Regions from separate parts of the Homo sapiens genome. Here region 1 is linked to region 2. A link is an interaction called in ENCODE POLR2A ChIA-PET data of the cell type or tissue named here. Cell type or tissue: HepG2. All regions are shown on one strand. Links, peaks and the distances in the headings refer to the core of each region. The heading gives the core; the rest is flanking DNA. Region 1 overlaps MACF1 (microtubule actin crosslinking factor 1). Region 2 has its middle 46 kb from the start of MACF1.

Region 1 (2,905 bases), core at 296-2,795, 56 kb before region 2:
GGTGGACTCCGTAACCAACCAACTTCTGCTAAAAATACACTCTGGACTTTCAGCACTATGCAACATACCTTAAAAGTGGTTTCCTGATACAGGCAGAAGCATGAGCATGAATTCAGTCTCTATAAAAAAAGTTCTACACCCAAAGCTTGGGCTCTTAACTGCCAGTTACTGCAAGCTTAAGAAGTTCCCCAGGAAGTAGGGCACCCCAATCTATTCCACTGCACATTTTAACAAGCCTAAAGGTTGTAACACCACAAGGCTTCGAAGTCCATGCATTCCTATGAGTCAATGAGAGCAAGGGCTATTTGGGATCCTCAGGCCCGGACAAGCAAAAAAAAAAAAAACTTCACATACTAACCCATACAGCACATGCGACAAACCAGGTGGGCGTTGAACTCGTGTTCATCTTGGTAACTCGGCCACATGGCGCCCCTGTGTCTGCTGACCCCACCTAAAAGGAGGGGGTACCAAAGAACCTCCAGCTACTGGCCTGTGCACCCTTCGCAGCTCCTCAAAAAGGGCTGTGAGGTGTAGAGAGGAGACAGCAGAACAGAGAAGTGGCTCCACCCACCACTTCCTACTGACCTCCTTCTTCCCTTGAGGTCAGAGAGGAAGCTCCTCCCTAGGGCACTTCCAAAAACTGGGTCCATGTCTCAGGCATATAGCATGCTGCATGCTGTTCAAAAGTAGCACCAACTCTGTGTTTCCAGACCAATAGAGCGTACAGAGGGGAGAGCTCCATATGCAAAAGTCCAGTCAAGGTATGAAGTGAGTAAACCTGAGTAGGAAGAAACTGGTCTTTGAGTTACCCTCCATTTGCAGAGCAGAAGCTTGTAATGTGGTGAATCTTAGTTGCAGGAGAGCTGGTGAGCTAAGTGGTTTACTGCCAAGTCAGGAACAGTGCATCCATTGCCCAACAACTTGCTCCTCAGGTGTGCCTCTTCTCAGGCAGAAGTACATATAGTGTTAACCAAATGAGAAGGTCTCATGATGGGAGAGACTATAATGGAGCAAGCTCATACACTCACCGTCCACTGTGAACAGATCCCTAGATTCCAAAGAAAGTTTCCCTTCCCCGCACTTACAGCTGCCAAAAGGGAAGAGTCAGTAACTCCCCAGTGATTCCACCTACTTTACAGAGTAGCCCCACCTCAGCCAGCCTCGCCTCAGCCAGCCTCCCAGGTAGATTATCACAGCAAATTTTATCAGCTTCAAAAATACCGTTTGCTTGTTGCTCCATTCTTTCCCCTCACAGCCAGGAATGGCATTCCAAAGTCCCCTTCTTCTTCCCAGATCCTCCTACTCTGTCTTTACAGTCAGTGCACTTAACTCAGCTGTGCCAGAAATCCTTTCATCCATCAGTAGAAGGCTGCCTGCTTGTTTGTCCAACTTGTTTTCCGAGTCTTGGCTAATTGTACCAGACACTGGAATGTTGAAGAAACACAATGAAGGGCTTTTTCATTCAGCTGGCCCAGCCCTTCTATTGGTTCTTCACAGTTCTAACCCAACCAGGGGACAGAAAAGTCCAGCCTCTGTGGGTGTCAGGACAGACACTGCAGCCCTGCCCCACACCACTCAAAAAGGCCCCGCTGCAGATAAGGGCCTAATCACTGGCCCTCTGCTCTAGCTCCCTAAATAGAACGACTTCTTCAGGCTAATGCTGCTTTCAATCCTGTTCCTGAAGGCAGGGAGGGAGGAGGGGCAGCACCTAGGAAAGCAAGTTTCCAGAGATTAGCCCAAACGACTACAAATGAAAAAAAGTAAATGCAAGCTTTCCTAGCAGACCATTCAGTTTAAACAAGCCCTATGACCTGCCTCAGTTGCTTGACAACTTCACTCCCAAGTGGGTATCCCTCCCACCTACAAACTGCTAATAATCCTGTTACTGCTTACTAATAAAGGTTCTCACAGCTGACTTTATCCCGCCTAGACTAAGCTCTCAGTCACCCTGATAACCTGTGACAACTGTACTCAGTTTGTCCCTCTTATAAGACTCTTTTTAGCCTTGGAGATGAAGGGTCCTCCTAGAATTTGCCTCGTACTGGGAAAAGGAATGCATAAGAAATAGGGAAGAGAGAAAAAAAGGAATGAACATTTCCTGACTCATATCTAGTAACCTCTTCCTTTATCAGATTTAAATTCCCTGAGTGAGACTGAGTGCAGTGGCTCACGCCTGTAATCCTAGCACTTTAGGAGGCCAAGGCGGGTAAACTGCCTGAGCTCAGGAGTTCGAGACCACCCTGGGGCCAACACGGTAAAACCCCGACTCTAACTAAAATACAAAAAAAATTAGCTGGGCGTGGTGGCACATGCCTGTAATCCCAGCTACTTGAGAGGCTGAGGCAGGAGAACTGCTTGAACCCGGGAGGTAGAAGTTGCAGTGAGCCGAGATTGTGCCACTGCACTCCAGCCTGGGCCACAGAGCGAGACTCTCTCAAAAATAAAAAATAAAAAAATAAATTATCTGAGTGTAGGGACTCTTTTGTCTCCATAACCCCATCTCTATCACATTTAGAAGGTACTCAATAACCTAAGCTAAAATTAACTGAACATTTACTATAACTGTTAGTTCACAGTTAATGTGCTAAAAACTTTAAATATCATTTCATTTAATCCCAACAATTCTCCAAGAAAGATATTATCATTTCCATTTTAGAGATAAAAATTCTAGGACTTTAAAAGGTTAAATAACTTGACCAAGATTACATGTCCATTTGTCCAGCTCCAAAGCTGTGCTCCCTGTTATACCCTGCTGTCTCTGAGAAGGACCTAAACCAGAATAAACAAACAAAGGCATAGGAGTTGTATATGTAAGAAGGTGAAATATTCTTGGGAAGGGTAACAAATAAAAACATTTAACTCGGCCAGGCACAGTGGCTTACGCCTATAATGCCAGCACTTTTGG
Region 2 (2,905 bases), core at 259-2,758:
TCACCATGCCCAGCTAATTTTTTAACATTTCTGTAGAGATGGGGGTCTCATTATGTTGCCCAGGCTGGTCTAGAACTCCTGGGTTCAAGCGATCCTCCCATCTCAGCCTCCCAAAGTGTTGGGATTACGAGTGCGAGCCACCATGCCCGACCTGTATATCCCTTTATAGCATACAAAGCTCTCCATATATATTTCTTAGAACCAGAGTTCTTCAACAGATAGTGAAAGAAAGTAAAACATCTACATACCCTGGCAAGAAGGGAGTACAGATCTCCTGCCCACACCCTGTCTGCCACTTTCCTCATCCCTGAAAAAACCCAGTTTACTCCTTTCCTCCCTCTACCCCCTCCCACTCTCTCCACACCCCATGGTTGCTCTGGGTCCAGAATCCTAACTACTGATGAAAGAAAAATGGTTTAAGCACCCTCCTCTGCAAATGGAAATAAAACCACTTATTAATTAGAGAAGGGAAAGTAAAAAGATTTCATTCATTTTTCTCTTTAATATCCAAAAAGAGTCCTACATCACATCTGAGTACATTCTTCTCATGTCTGGTCAGTGAAGAATTTGCCCATGATGCAAAGAAAACACTATTTCCTTTAAAACTTTAATAAAAAGCTTCCTCTTTCAAAGTCATTGTTTTACTCTTTACAAAGGCTTACTTTACAATGGGCTTACAAATAGCCCATCAACCTGCATTCCTCCCTCCACCCTCCTCCCCACTCCCAACTCCAGTTCTCTCCAAATGGGACTCTGACTCACTGTAGACACAAGCAACTGGAAAACCTGGCCCAAGAAACATAACTACACCTAGGTGAGGCTGCAGGGCCCTATGGCAAGAGCCCTCCACCCACACTGTCTGGCCACCTCAAAGAAAACAGGGAGTGCCCTGAGCCCTCTGAGCTCAAGAATACAGGGGACATTTCTTACTTGTCCGTTCAAGCAAGACAACAGGCTGTTGCTGAAGTACCTAAGGAGATTCTCTCCTACTCACTTAGGATTGCATTTACAAACTCTATCCCTTCTGTTTAATTGCCTAAACGCATAAAAAATAGGGCCAGCTCAGAGCAGGAGGGTTTTACAGACCCTATACAATACACACCATAATAAGTGCTCACACGATCAGCAAGGACAAAGGGTAGGGAGCCTGAAGCCTTGTAATACCTCTAAGGTTGTTGAGTCCCTCCAGGAACTTCTGATACTTGTAAGCGTTCATGCCCGGCCCAGTTGAGTTGGTTCACTGGCTGAAAGTAGGCACCATGGCACAGTGACAGCTGAGAAGTGAAAGCATGCAAACCGAATGATCTCTACTCCCGCTTCTACTAGCCCCCAAGAACTGGACTTTGACCACATTTACAAGTGACGTCACCAGAGAAGCCTCATTACATTACAGCCTTTTGAGCGCCCTCATTTGTTCCAGTGAGCGGAAATACCTCCCCAGGAGAGGCCAGCCCCTCCTTTGTGCAAATGAGCTACGGGACCACAACCGCCCCTGCCTGTCATCTGCCACCTCATCTGCCACCTTCTCTCTAGACCCCAGCCCAGGCTCCACTGGGATTACTGCTCCTCTTGCTTAAACTCTAGGGAGAGAAGCTTAAATGCTTTTCAGGACACCAGTCAGGGGCTCATTTAACATTTGAGAACAAAATCTTTAAAGGGCCATGCTCACCACAAGAATATCACCACAACAGGAGCTCTTGAGCAAATATTACATGGCAATGAGACAAGTTTTACAAAATAAACAATACTCTGTACTCTCCTTACAGCAGTCATGTTTACGGACTGGAATACAGCCACACAACAGAGGAGGCACTGCATATCAAGGCAGTTCAAGGCAAGGGGAGGGAAGAAGCAGAAACTGTCAAGCTCATTCCCTAACTGTTGAAAGCACAACCATTCAGGGAGACAGGACCCTCTCCATGGATACCTAGAGAGAAAATGCAGCCCAGATATCACCCACATATCCCCAACTCCAGGACACTATTTCACTCTGATTTGTTTCGGGGTTGCTTTAATGTGTCAGTCACTACTGCAAATTTCTTTCTACTGCTGGCCTCAAAAAGATGACCATCCCAATAGTCACAGGTTCTTAGGATAAGCTACCCATATTATAACTAAAGGGGGAAAATCCTGAAATTTCCACAGCATCTTTGTTGTAAGGAACTCAAAATGGCTCATCTGCATTATTAGACTCATCTTTGAAAGTATCTTGTGAAAATAATTGCAACTTTTCATTATCAGATGAGAAAACAGACAGAAGTCCAGCCTGAGCAACATGGCAAAACCCCGTCTCTACAAAAACTCCAAAAAATTAGCTGGGTGTGGTGGTACGTTCCTGCAGTCCCAGCTACTTGGGGAGCTGAGGATGAAGGATCGCTTGAACCTGGGAAGTTGAGGCTGCAGTGAGCCAAGATCACACCACTGCACTCTAGCCTTGGTGACAAAGTGAGGCCCTGTCTCAAAAAAAGAAAAAGTAAATAGACAGAGGTTAAGTAATCTGCCCAAAAGTCACACATCATGCCAATGAGATAGCATGGCAAGAAGCTATGTTCCCCAAATCTGAGCTTGAAAAATTCTTGCTCATCTTACCACAAAAGCCTTGGCATATTAGAAATTCAGGAGCTGTCAATTGAGTCAGATCCCTGGAACAATCCCTCATATGGGAGATACACCCACCACACTGCCACCAAGATTTGAAGTTTTTCAGACAACCTGGCTCACAAGATGCCATTGGGTGACCTAGGGAAGAGTTCACAGCATACCAAATACACTGCTCTGCAAAACTCCCAATTACAGATTGGATGCAGGTGGAGAAACTGTGTAAGTAGCATTGTAAAAACAGAGAGAAAAGGGAGTATGCCCACCTAAAAAGATCAGGCTAAATAATTGTGACAGCTGCTAAGAT

Evidence for each region. Peaks named below come from ENCODE experiments on the same cell type or tissue, not always from the same donor. Only the 100,000 strongest peaks of a DNase experiment are listed, where the experiment ranks them.
Region 1: POLR2A ChIA-PET joins it to region 2 with 11 read pairs; 8 of 35 experiments call an interaction of 5 or more read pairs at or near these places.

Annotation. Positions count from the first base shown.
Region 1 is chr1:39,212,883-39,215,787 of GRCh38, reverse strand. The region is part of intron 1 of MACF1 (microtubule actin crosslinking factor 1); the gene reads right to left. Among named protein-coding and RNA genes, the nearest start is that of MACF1, 9.6 kb to the right of the region's middle. RefSeq lists enhancers at 781-890, 1,269-1,987. In HepG2, for the core only: no CTCF peak of the experiment used is centred there; DNase peaks (open chromatin) are centred at 297 and 1,397; H3K4me3 peaks cover 1,861 bases.
Region 2 is chr1:39,157,280-39,160,184 of GRCh38, reverse strand. It overlaps a transcript of MACF1 not described here. Among named protein-coding and RNA genes, the nearest start is that of MACF1, 46 kb to the left of the region's middle. In HepG2, for the core only: no CTCF peak of the experiment used is centred there; DNase peaks (open chromatin) are centred at 754, 1,374 and 1,734; H3K4me3 peaks cover 2,004 bases.